Linked DNA regions of Homo sapiens: regions 2 and 3 are each linked to region 1. Evidence: chromatin contacts called from ENCODE Hi-C or POLR2A ChIA-PET data. All regions are on one chromosome and are shown on one strand. Each heading gives the region's core, a stretch centred on a gene start or an enhancer-like site at or near the end of the contact. The rest is flanking DNA. Distances are from core to core; before and after follow the strand shown. Region 1 overlaps UTRN (utrophin). Region 2 overlaps HIVEP2 (HIVEP zinc finger 2). Region 3 overlaps EPM2A-DT (EPM2A divergent transcript).

Region 1 (3,914 bases), core at 67-2,566:
GAGTTTTGCTCTTTCACCCAGGCTGGAGTGCAATGGTGTGATCTTGGCTCACTGCAACCTCCACCTCCCAGGTTCAAGTGATTCTCCTGCCTCAGCCTCCCAAGTAGCTGGGATTACAGGCACGTGCCACCACGCCCGACTAATTTTTGTATTTTTAGTAGAGACAAGGTTTTACCATGTTGGCCAGGCTGGTCTAGAACTCCTGACCTCAGGTGATCCGCCTGCCTTGGCCTCCTAAAGTGCTGGGATTACAGGCGTGAGCCACCGCCCCCGGCCAAAGCCTGCTTATTATTTAAAGGTTTGTTTGTACTTTTCTTCTAGCTGTCTTCTGATTTCAATCATTAAGGTTACCCTAGACCCTTTGTAGCAAGACCCTTTGATGAAGACTAGCTGACCACAGAGACTCTTAATGGTGGGGAAAGAGAGAGGATTTAGTGACAATCAAAGGAAATCTTCGAAAGGCCACAAGCCTGCAATTGCTGCCCCTATGCAGGTTTTTGAGACAAGGTATCCCTCTGTTGTCCAAACTGGAATGCAGCGGCATGATCGTGGCTCACTAGTCTCAAACTCCTAGGTTCAAGCTATCCTCCCACCTCAGTCTCCTAAGTAGCTGGGACCACAGGCACATGCCACCATGCCTGGCTGATTTTTAAATTTTTTGTAGAGATGGAATCTCCCTGTGTTGCCCAGAGTGGTCTCGAACTCCAGGCCTCAAGTGATCCTCATGCCGCAGCCTCCCAAAGTGCTTGGATTACAGGTATGAGCCATTGTGCCTGGCCCGCGTGGAGTTTTAATTCAGGTCCCTGAGAGGTATTTTGATGTTGTGTTGGGATCACATGGTTATTTAAGAAAGAAGTAACAGTTAATGATGAGAATTGTAGCACACCAGTCTCCTATGCCACTTGTTCAAGAAACCCAATTCACTAAGAAAATATGGGCTGCTCCAATCATTTTGGTTTGAATTTGCTCTGCAGAGACAACGCTACAACCCCTTACCACCTCATTCACTGAAGCTAAGAAGGAAAACATTAAGAGGGAAAGAGTAATTCCACAAGAAAGGAAAACATTGAAAAAGAAAACCAACCAGTCTCAAAGTTTTTTCATAGTGACAACATTCATGCATGATATGTATGATCGAATAAAACACATCACTTGGGGTTTTTCCCCTCCAAAAGCTCATACAACCAGTACACACATGTATACATTAAACAAGATATGAACATCTAAACTGATCAGAAAAACTAAGTCACCCCGGAAGTAAACTTCAGCGAGAGAAAAGTGCACGACACTTTCCCTGCATGAAGTTATGCATATGCATGTCTCATAGACAAGCCTGCACTGAAACAGAAACCCCAGCACTCATACTGTCCCCCAAAGTACAAACGTTTTATTCTCCCCTTTCTCAGGTCAAAACTAAATATTTCAAGAAGTAAAATGCCTTTTTAGCCAACAGAGTAAATCAAATACAATATGGGATGAGGTCTACCAATACTCAACACCACAAAGGAGGCTTCTTCTCTAGATGGCAGTAAACAGCACAGAGTAAGCTATTTTGAAAATACAGGGAGGTAAAGTGAAGCATATTTGCTACCACAAATATAGGGATCCTGGAAGGCTTCTTCCAAAGAAACTAATAACTCTGGTGAATTATCACTTCCTGAAGAGAAGTGTGAAGCAGACAGCGTTGGTCTCTACTCTTGAGGGTCCACAACAGACGTGGCAGCAGGAAAGACAGGCTGTCTGTTCCCGTCACCAGCCTGGTCCTAAGCTTTGTTACTTAACAAAACTGAATGAAAGAACCCTGTCTTCATAGACGTTTCTTAAGAAAACCTCACTGGCTGGGAGTCGTGCAAGTTGACAAACTTACCTGGTAATCGCTTGCAAGCCTGGAGAGCTACATGCCCTGGCAAATCCAATCTGCACTTTTTCCAATGAAACGTGGTGGCTGCCAGGCCGCTCATCACCTACATCTGCTTAGATGATGAGGAAAAAGATGTGGAGGAAGTGGACAACAAAAGCAGCCTTCGAACTGCACACTGGGATGTCCTGTGTTATTTTGGGTTTTTTTTTTTTTTTTTTTTGGTGGCTTTTATTTTTCCCATGAGAGGATCTGACTAAACCTAACCCCACCTCCTCTAAACACCAGAGAGGAAGTTACACTTTGTAGTCAGTGAAAACTCCTTAGGCAGGTTTTTTGTTTTTTTAATAGTCACAACTAAGGGCCTCTATTCATGTTCCTATGACAGAGATTATAACTTTGCTTCCTGTTTTGACAGTATCAGCTGGGAAGGGGCACTCCACCCACCTCCCTACCCACTGCGTAGATAAATAAAGATGTTAGAAGGCGTTTGCCCTGGGTATACAACTGGCCTTAGGAGTTTCGTTACATATTAACTATACTTCAAAGAATAAATTGGACTTATTATTTCACTATAGTAGTTATACACACCTTGGGGAAGTAAAACTGAAAAGGATTTCTTCTTCATCCCTTAGAATTCGCTACTAGGGAAAAAATAAACTTAACCATATGCAGCTATAAGAGAAGAGGCCACCATTTAGACAAATTTTTCCAGCCTATTCTCTTTTGTGGTCACCTTGCTCTCTTTATTATCATTATTTTTTTTTCACTCGTCACCCAGGCTGGAGTGCAATGGCATGATCTCAGCTCACTGCAACCTCCGCCTCCTGGGTTCAAGTCATTCTTGTGCCTCAGCCTCCCAAGTAGCTGGGATTACAGGTGCCCACCACCATGCCCGGCTATTGTGTGTGTGTGTGTGTGTGTGTGTGTGTGTGTGTGTGTGTGTGTGTTTAGTAGAGACGGGATTTCACCATGTTGGTCAGGCTGGTCTCGAACTCCTGCTGTCACTTCTGCATGTGTCCACCACATACATGCAAAAAGCAAGGAAAATCATTATTCATATGATCACATCTACTTTCTAGTCCTTCTCTCATTCTTTTTCTTGCTTGTTGTGAAATAGAAATCTTCTACTTATTAGCAAAGACTTTTCATAGAATATGTATCTTTGTCAGGATACACACAGGTTTGAATTCAAAGGTGTCTCTCATCCTGCTACTGTACTATGATACAGAAAAGAGAAACTAACAGTACCTCCCCTATGCTCCTCCTCCTCATCTCTGCATTTTCCTTAGACTAGTAGCTGTATGACTCTGGCAAAATACTCTCTCTCTCTCTCTAAGCCTCAGTCTCCAAATCTGTAAAATGGACGGGCTGACTTCACCTGTCTTCTAGGACTGTCACAGGGAGGGAGACCGGGAAAAGCACAGTGATACAGATGATGTCCCATAGTCAATACCCATTGATCTTTTTTTGCATCAAACTTTATTGATATATAATTCATATATTATACAATTAGCTCATTTACACTGTATAATTTAATGATTTTTAGTATTGTCAAAGAATTCTACAACCATCACCACAATCGACCCCCATCCCTTAGCCCAAGGCAACCACTAAAATCTACTTCCAGTCTCTATAGAGTTACCTATTCTGTACATTTCATATAAAAGAAATCATACAGTATATGGTTTTTTGTGACTAGCTTATTTCACTTAGCATAATGCTTTTGAAGTCCATGCATGTTGTATTATGTATGGGTATTTCATTTATTTTTAAAATATTCCATTGTATTGATAGACCATATTTTATTATGTATTTATCAGTTCATGAACATTTGGGTTGTTTTTATCTTTCAGCTAATATCAATAATTCTGCTATGAGCATTTGTGTACACGTTTTTGATGTGGGCATACATTTTCATGTCTCTTGGGTGTGGCGGGTGTGTGTGTGTGTGTGTGTGTGTGTGTGTGTATGTGTGTACCCAGAAGTAGAATTGCTGAGTCATATGGCAACCCTATGCTTAACCTTTGGAAGAACTGCCAGACAGCTTTCCAAA
Region 2 (3,707 bases), core at 1,037-3,536, 1.5 Mb after region 1:
CTTAGTGATTAGATGTAGCCTCTGGGACCTCAGAAGTGAAGAGAAGCCTCTAGTTCCTTTCATAGACTTGGGGTTGAACTGGTGCTTTCACTTGATTTAAATAGAGATCAGTTCATGGAATGGCAGCAGCAGTTATTTGGGTGACTTTTCCAGCTATTTCAAAAGCATCAGAATGGACAGAGCAGAGCCCAACTATTTGTTTCAGATTTTTTTTTTTTTGAGACAGTGTTTGGATCTGTTGCCCAGGCTGGAGTGCAGTGGCACAATCACAGCTCACTGCAATCTTAACTTCCCAGATGCAAGCAATCCTCCCACCTCAGCCACCTGAGTATCTGGGACTGCAGGTGCACCATGCTCCAGTTGAATTTTTTTTTAATTTTTATTTTTAGAGACAGAGTCTCACTATGTTGCTCAGGCTGGTCTTGAACTCCTGGGCTCAGACAATCTTCCCACCTTGGCTTCCCAAAGTGCTGAGATTACAGATGTGAGCTACCATGCCCAGCCTTTAGGAAAATATTCAGGTGCAATTCTTTCCTAAACATACTTCCTCCCTATTTCTTCTACACTTCCAAATACAGCTGTGTGTGTCAGGAAAAGAGGATATGAATGTTTTCATTTACTTAAGCAGTAAAAAATAATGGTTTCATTTACAGAAGTGATACCTTCCCCCATCCCACATCCATAGATAAGACTGTATTTGTGTGCTAATCATACCACTTTAAGTTATCTCTAAATCCACTAATATTAAGTTCATTCTTGGTGCAGTAGCTTCATCACAGTTCATTGATGGTAACATTAGAAAAAAGTTTGCTATTGGAATCCTTATGTTGTTAGGATTAGCCTCTAACTAAATGGAACAGGTATCTGGTTACCATGGGATAATCCGTTGTTAATGTTAAATATAAGAAGTCTTAGCAGTGAAGACTGATTTGTGACAGTCCTATATTTAGGATTAAGTTCTCTGCACTGTGATGCTGAACCATTGCAGAATTATGTTATATAACTGTGTTTCCTTTTGGCTTTCATAAAAATAAGAAACATGTTTCCTGAGGTCATCTTACATTGAGCAAAAATGTTAAATACATGAATAAAAATTCCACTTAGCTTTTTTTTAATATTAGTAGACTTCATGTAGATTTGTAGTCTTCATATATTTTGGAGTCTTATACTGGTTCAGTAGTCTTTTATGAAGAACAACAAACAAAACATCCTGTTTTTATAATGTTCAGCACAAATCCCAGTGGAATTATTACAGAAATAGCTGAAGTTCTTCCTATATCAGTTAGCAGTTGTTTAATTTTCATTATTTATTGTTACTCTTCAAAGTCATTTTTCGAAGTGTGACTATAACAGAATTGATTTTGTCATCAGGCACCGAAGTCCTGCTAAGTGTTAATTGCCCAGGGTTTTTATAAGGAGTTTGGAGATAACTCAAGTCCCACTACCATAGCAGCAGTGACCATTTTAAATCGCAAATATGTGTAAAACTCTTAAACTCTTTTTCGTCTTTTTTTTTTCTAACATTTCATGGCTTCATATTTCAGAGACTTAGTGGGATTACTTTAAGTGTTTGCTTATATTAAAATAAGGGAAAACCGAATAGAAAAGATGTTTTTAAAGGGTTGTAATATGGCTTTAGGACTGGTGAAAGAGCCAGAACGATGATTTGGAAGCTGAAAATAGCTCTATGTTTTATGCAATCAAGTAAAACTCTGTACCTTGGCATTCCCCGCACCAGATTAGTGAGGAATTGGAAGTGATTCCACCCCCAACATGCCATTATGGATGACACGCTGGGCTATGACAAACTGCTGGCTTAGTGGAGCATGTGCTGCTGGGAGTATAACCCTGAGGTACAGGGTGGATTAGAGTTGAGTGATCTCAACTCATATTCATTTCCTCTGAAAGGAAAACTGACCAGTCCTCTCTGTTCTAATGAGCATGTTTACAGCATGGCTTCTCAAAGTGGGGCCAGTCGCTTCAGGGGCAGAAGTGCACCATATTTCTGTTTGGTGCCAGCTTTACCTGCGTAGCCTTCACAGCACCTCATCCTGGTCCTTAAGAATTGCAGATTAAGACCACAGAACAGAGGGAGATGGATATTTCTTTTACACTCTTACAGGTTTTTTTTTCCTTAGTTTGTTTTTGATGTGTTGTTTTGCAAAACGCTGTGAAATAAGTGAGGACATAAGATGATTACTGAACTATTTCTGTTGAGCAAGTGGGTAAACCTCTCCTGGTAGAAGAATCAGAACCTCATCAGCCCAAGAGGCTGAGTCATCTTTGTGACTGAGAGGTTCATGCTTCACCTTAAGTCCTTGGTACCTAAAATGGGACTGTATGATGTGCCCTGTGAAATCAATAAAACTGTCAGGTTATAATTAACGTGTGGTGCTACTCTAATTAAACAGAATTGATGGGAAATATCTGGGAGTCTAGTAGCAATGGAACAATGATGTTTGCATTTAAATGATCTTAAGTACTCCTTAGACTTAATGCCCTATTAAGGGGACCGGGAGAATGTCACATCTCACTTAGCTGTATTGTGTTAGACAGTGGCCGCTGGCCGGGAAGGACCAGAGTGCATTAAGCTTGCGTTGTGGTGTCTGCCTTTGCAGACAGAAGATTTGGGAATGTATATTCTTTTCTTTTTTCTTTTTTTTTTTCTTCAAAGGAAATTAAATCACAGCCCTGACAGGAGAGGGTAAAATCTCTGAGAAGACCTCCCCAGTGCTTGGAATTTACAGACTCTACCACGTCCCAGTTTGCTATTGTCCTAAGGCAACACACTCCCCTGCCGCTCTCAGGCGTCTTTGGCGGCTGGCCAGCCTCCCAGGGCCTCTGGCTTTGATGTGTGGTGCAGGCTGTCCTCAGGCCAGGCTGTTGTTGCCGTGGCCTGGACTTCGCTCACACTGGATGCCAGGAGGGATGTCCTGTCTGCAATATACATTTCGACAGCCTGACAGTCCTAGTGATCGTCCTGCGGCAGGGGGAGCCTGCCTTTGTCTCAGCCACAAGTGGCTGTCCCCAGTCGCTTAGCTTTGCTGTGCTCTCTTTTGGTGTCTGCGGAAGACGAGTTTGCACCCAGCTTGTTGTCCGGGGGAGGGCCTCTCTGCCTGGGGAAGACAGCAGCTCTGCCAGGGCGCTGTCAATCTGAGGAGCCTCCTTGGCAGGGCTCTGGGGAACCGACCCGGCGAGTTGAACAGCTTCCTCTGGGGACATTGCATCGACCTTCATTTGATTTAAGCCTGGCAGCCTGGTTAGTGAGGACATCAATTCTGGCTCGGGAAATCTTCCTTAACTGAACCTTTGTTTCCACCATGGTCCCAGGCTTGTAGTTAGAAGTCTGTGCTGTTGCAAATTTAACTCTGTAACTTCTGGTAATATCCATGTGTAATTCTAAAAGCAGGTGACACAGAAACACAGATGATTATAGTGATAGGTACCAAGGAGAAAAAAATGGGACTACGCCTAATAATTAGTCAAAAGACATACGTATATATACACACACACACTTTGAAGAGAGAAAGAGAGAGAGGGAGGGAGAGAGAACTTATTGTTGATTAATTGTTTTCAGAAGAGCCACTTCAATTCCAATAAGAATCACCTCAGAGAACTGAAAGTAAACCATATCTGCTTCTAGTGTCTATGACACACCTTGCACTGTGCCTTAATAGGATTACTAATATTTCCCACAGAGGAGGAAG
Region 3 (4,047 bases), core at 1,189-3,688, 1.5 Mb before region 1:
CAAACTACCTCTGTGGTTATAGTGCCTTTTCTCTTCTGTCTGTGTCAAATCTTCCTTCACCTCTCTCTCTCTCTCTCTCTCTCTCTCTCTCTCTCTCTCTCTATATATATATATATATATATATATATATATATTCTTTTTTGAAGACAGCGTGTGACTCTGTTGCCCAGGTTCACGTTCAGCAGTGCAATCACAGCCCACTGCAGCTTCAGCCTCCCGGACTCAAGTGATCCTCCTGTTTCATTTTGCCTCTCTCTTGTAGTGACACCTGTGACTGCATGGAGGGTCCACCAGGTTAATCCAGGATAATCTCCCCCATCTCAAATTCTTTGCTTAATTCCTTTTATAAGAGTCATTTTTCCATATAAGATAACATGTACAGGGAGGGATTAAGACCTGGTATTTTGGGGGTCATTAATCAGTCTACTACAGTGTGATAGAGGGATGAATTTGGATACTCATCTAATGAATGCAAGTTGCCTTCCTGTGAACCTTGAGTTGGTAATGTTCATGAACAAGATGTTTAGTGCACCTGTTCTTTCTGAGATCAGAGAGTGACGAAGAGTAGAAAAGTGAAACTAAAAATACTGAAACAGTTAAAAAATAGCAGAGAATATTTCCCCTATAGTGACCTCAAATTTGAGCTTTAACTTCCCATTTAAAAGTTTTAGATTTTATATGCTGGAACTGAAGTGTTTTTAATATAAATAATAGAATACAGATCTGGCCAATCTGTTGGCAACCTTGAAGTGTGTTGACAAATCTTTATATTCACTGTAAGATTTTTGCATACCAGAAATGTTGCCCCTGTCCCCTCTCTGTCTACCTTCCCCCATCAATCAGCACAGGCAAAGGCCAGAAGTGACAAGTGATTGTGTACTAGACAAGCTAATGTTTGTGTGGAGAAAACACTTTTGTTCCCTGAATCTCTGGTGGCAAAGGACCCAGAACTCAAGAAGCAAATCTTCCAGTCTCCTTTAAGCCTTCTCTTCCATAAGTGGCCTCCTCCCTGGAATTGGAAACCACTGTCAAGTATCTACGTCCCTGTTGGCCCAGCGTGAGACTTCTACACCTTTGGCTCTTTGAATGCCACCTGACATGAACCCTCTGGCCACTTGCAAAAGGAGGTCAGAGGTTGCTGCCACTCATGCTGCTAATAATGTCTGATAATGATAAAACCACGTCCTGTTTGTCTTGTATTTTATCATAAAGAGCACTTTGATGTGCAGATTCTCTTTCCAAGGTGTTAGGAAAACAAAAGTAGATAAGACACATTTTCAACCCTTAATGATCATTTCAATCCAGTTAATTATAACTCGTTTAATCCCAGAAATGTAGAAAGGAGGATAAGAGAGTTATTATTATCCCCATTTTCCAAATGAGGAAGCTGGGTGTTAAAAAATAATTTTCAGAAAAAGGTTAAAGTGTGACTTTCATACAGATATAAAAATGAATAGACGTTAAAGATTTTGTTTAACACATTCAATGAGGGAAGCAGACAGATGTTACAACCATTTCAAAAAAGAAGTCAAGAAGCACAAATTTATATGGCATAAAAGAATATTGAAATTAATGGCAAATGAAAGCAACTGTTTTTCCCCCTTGGGGATAAAGGTGAGGAAGAGGGAAGTCAATAGAGCTTGTGGTGCACAGGACAGAATTTGTGTGACTACCAGGTAAGTTTAACAAAGAGTTGTAAAATAGCTCCATGGAATCAGATCACCAGAGGAAGGATGCATAAATGCATAGATTTCCAAATAGGGCCTGGATGTGAATCTCAGACTTTCTGACACCAAATTCAGGTTTGTTTCACTCTACCACATTGTCCTAGCTTCTGCAAAAGGTGCTCTTTTGTCACCTTAAGTCAAAGAAAGTTACCAAAAAAGAAAAAAAATAGGAAATGAAAGCATAAAAGGTAAACTGGTCAGAGGTTTCCTGCTATTCTGCTTTGTTTAGAAATTCTCACTGAGGCAGCCAGTAAGCCAAGATGCAGCTGAACCCAACTCTTGGAGAGATTGCCCGGGCCTCTGCCCATACTGAGGCACAGCTCCTGAAATGAAGCCCGCTTCAGAACTTACTCAAATGCATGTTGCTTCTTATTGCAGCTGGACTAGTAGCTTGAACTGTGATGGAAATTAAACGTCTGCTTCTAAATCCTGACAGGAATCTCCTAAACAGGGTCAAAGGCCACCTGTCTTAGTCAGCTCAGGCTGCCATAACAAAATACCATAGACTCAGTGGAAACAATAGATTTTATTCGTTCATTCATTTATTCATCCATTTTCACACAGTTCTGGAGGCTGGCAGTCCAAGATCAGGATGTCACATGGTTGGGTTCTGGTGAGAACTCTTTTTAGCAACCATCTTTTCATCTACTTCTATGTCCTCACATGGGAAAGAGAAAGTGAAAGCTCTCTGGTATCTCTTTATAATGGCACTAATCTCACCATGAGGGCTCCACCTTCATAATCTCATCTAAATCTAATATCTCCCAAAGGCCCCATCTCTAAACGTCATAACATTAGGGGTTAGGACTTCAATAGTTGAATTTGCATGGGGAAATAATTCCATCTATAGCAATGCCAATATGTGAACTAACTAACAGGCTTAAGCCAGGTACCTGAGATGGTCACAATTATGGGCAAGAAGATGTTCAATCCAAATAATGAAATTATAGCAGTTTACAAAAATGTTACAATTTATGTTTCTGAATGTTCCATACTAGAAATAAATAGAAAGGCACCACGGTCTCAAAGTGTGTGTGTGTGTGTGTGTGTGTGTGTGTGTGTGAGTGTGTGTGTTTATAAATTTTATTTGATAGTTTCAAATTACTAGGCTGAAGAAAGAAGAACATTAGCAAAAAATGATAGTGGCATTAATACATTTGCTCACTACTAATGACCTAAAACGTGGCAATTCAAAAGGAACAAATAATTATTTCAGTGTAGACTGTCACAGAATCTAGGGCATCATCAAACTTTGATCCCTTTGGGCTTTTTACTTGGAAAGAATGCAGTTTCTCTTTTTTTTTAACCTTAGCTTTATTCTCCAAACATTTTAAAATTTAATTCATGGGCTATTATTTTGTTCATAAGCTAAGTGGCTTACCCAAAAAAAAAAAAAAAAAAATTTCTTTCTTTGTACCAGATTGCTAAATACAGCCTCTTTCCAAGAGGCTTTATTGTTTTGTTGTTGCTGTTTTTATTTTTTATTTTTTAATTTTTAATTTTTTATTTCCACAGGTTTTTTGAGGAACAGGCGTTATTTTGTTTTCATGACATCACCCCATTCTCCCACCCCTGGTCCCTGACAACTGCCATTCTACAGTTGAGAGATTTGGTGATTTGTGAGTTGTTTTTTATTTACTTTAAAAATTTTTTGATTTGTTTTTTATCATCTTTTTCAATTTAGAGATGTTTTGCACAAGTAAAAATTATGGGGCTTATTCAGTAATACATGTCTGTAAGGAATAAACATTAAGAAACCCAAATTAGGGTCTAAATTAAGGAATTGTGAAACATGAAGAATAAAGAAATGAGGAAGTGAGAATATAGATGATAGACCTAAGAGATTTGTCTTAAGTTATGGTCATACGACAAGGAGAGGGGAAGTGATCTAATTTGTCAACAAGATGAAATAATAAAGCACTCACATAAAGAAATGTAAGTTTATATATGATGGTTTGCTTTGCAGGTTTCCTGGGACCACAGCACAAGCCAGACACTCACATGATGCAAATTACTTATGTGGATAAATAATAGATATGCACATATCACAAGATATTTTAACAAAATCTATTTAGCAACAATTTGCTAGTAATACACTATGAATAATCATAATTCTTCATTGACTTATATCCTACCGAGTCTCAGTCCTGCTTTCTGACAGCCAGCTCCTTAATGAATTACTAAGGACAGTAGGAAGCAGCCGCCAGAAGATGCTGCTTGTGAAATTTACCCTCTCGAAAACACTTTGATCATGTCTCTTCCCTAATTACAAACCTTTACTGGCCCCTCTTTGACATTGACCACGTCCTGAACTCCTAAA

The links. Hi-C counts contacts between places; a loop is a spot of excess contacts on that map. ChIA-PET counts read pairs that join two places held with the same protein, here RNA polymerase II (POLR2A). Pooled maps may share reads with other maps.
Region 2: a pooled map shows a loop between it and region 1 (2.8-fold over the local background). The contact joins two enhancer-like sites. A Hi-C loop is called at or near these places in 1 of 37 single-sample maps with no recorded cell type and 6 of 50 pooled maps. POLR2A ChIA-PET finds 5 or more read pairs at or near these places in 1 of 52 experiments (OCI-LY7).
Region 3: a pooled map shows a loop between it and region 1 (7-fold over the local background). The contact joins two enhancer-like sites. A Hi-C loop is called at or near these places in 4 of 37 single-sample maps with no recorded cell type and 5 of 50 pooled maps.

The regions. Positions count from the first base shown.
Region 1 is chr6:144,342,258-144,346,171 of GRCh38, reverse strand. The region is part of intron 2 of UTRN (utrophin); the gene reads right to left. Among named protein-coding and RNA genes, the nearest start is that of UTRN, 59 kb to the right of the region's middle. RefSeq lists enhancers at 137-637, 638-1,138. Within about 2 kb of position 1,316, at least 18 of the 41 ENCODE cell types and tissues checked have a DNase peak (open chromatin) inside an H3K27ac peak, as active enhancers do; they include OCI-LY7, where a contact is called at or near this core.
Region 2 is chr6:142,845,235-142,848,941 of GRCh38, reverse strand. The region is part of intron 1 of HIVEP2 (HIVEP zinc finger 2); the gene reads left to right. Among named protein-coding and RNA genes, the nearest start is that of HIVEP2, 98 kb to the left of the region's middle. RefSeq lists enhancers at 68-167, 738-807, 2,154-2,203, 2,260-2,953. Within about 2 kb of position 2,286, at least 37 of the 41 ENCODE cell types and tissues checked have a DNase peak (open chromatin) inside an H3K27ac peak, as active enhancers do; they include OCI-LY7, where a contact is called at or near this core.
Region 3 is chr6:145,863,687-145,867,733 of GRCh38, reverse strand. All of the region lies in intron 2 of EPM2A-DT (EPM2A divergent transcript), which reads right to left. It also overlaps a transcript of SHPRH not described here. Among named protein-coding and RNA genes, the nearest start is that of FBXO30, 51 kb to the right of the region's middle. RefSeq lists an enhancer at 2,342-2,511. Within about 2 kb of position 2,438, at least 6 of the 41 ENCODE cell types and tissues checked have a DNase peak (open chromatin) inside an H3K27ac peak, as active enhancers do.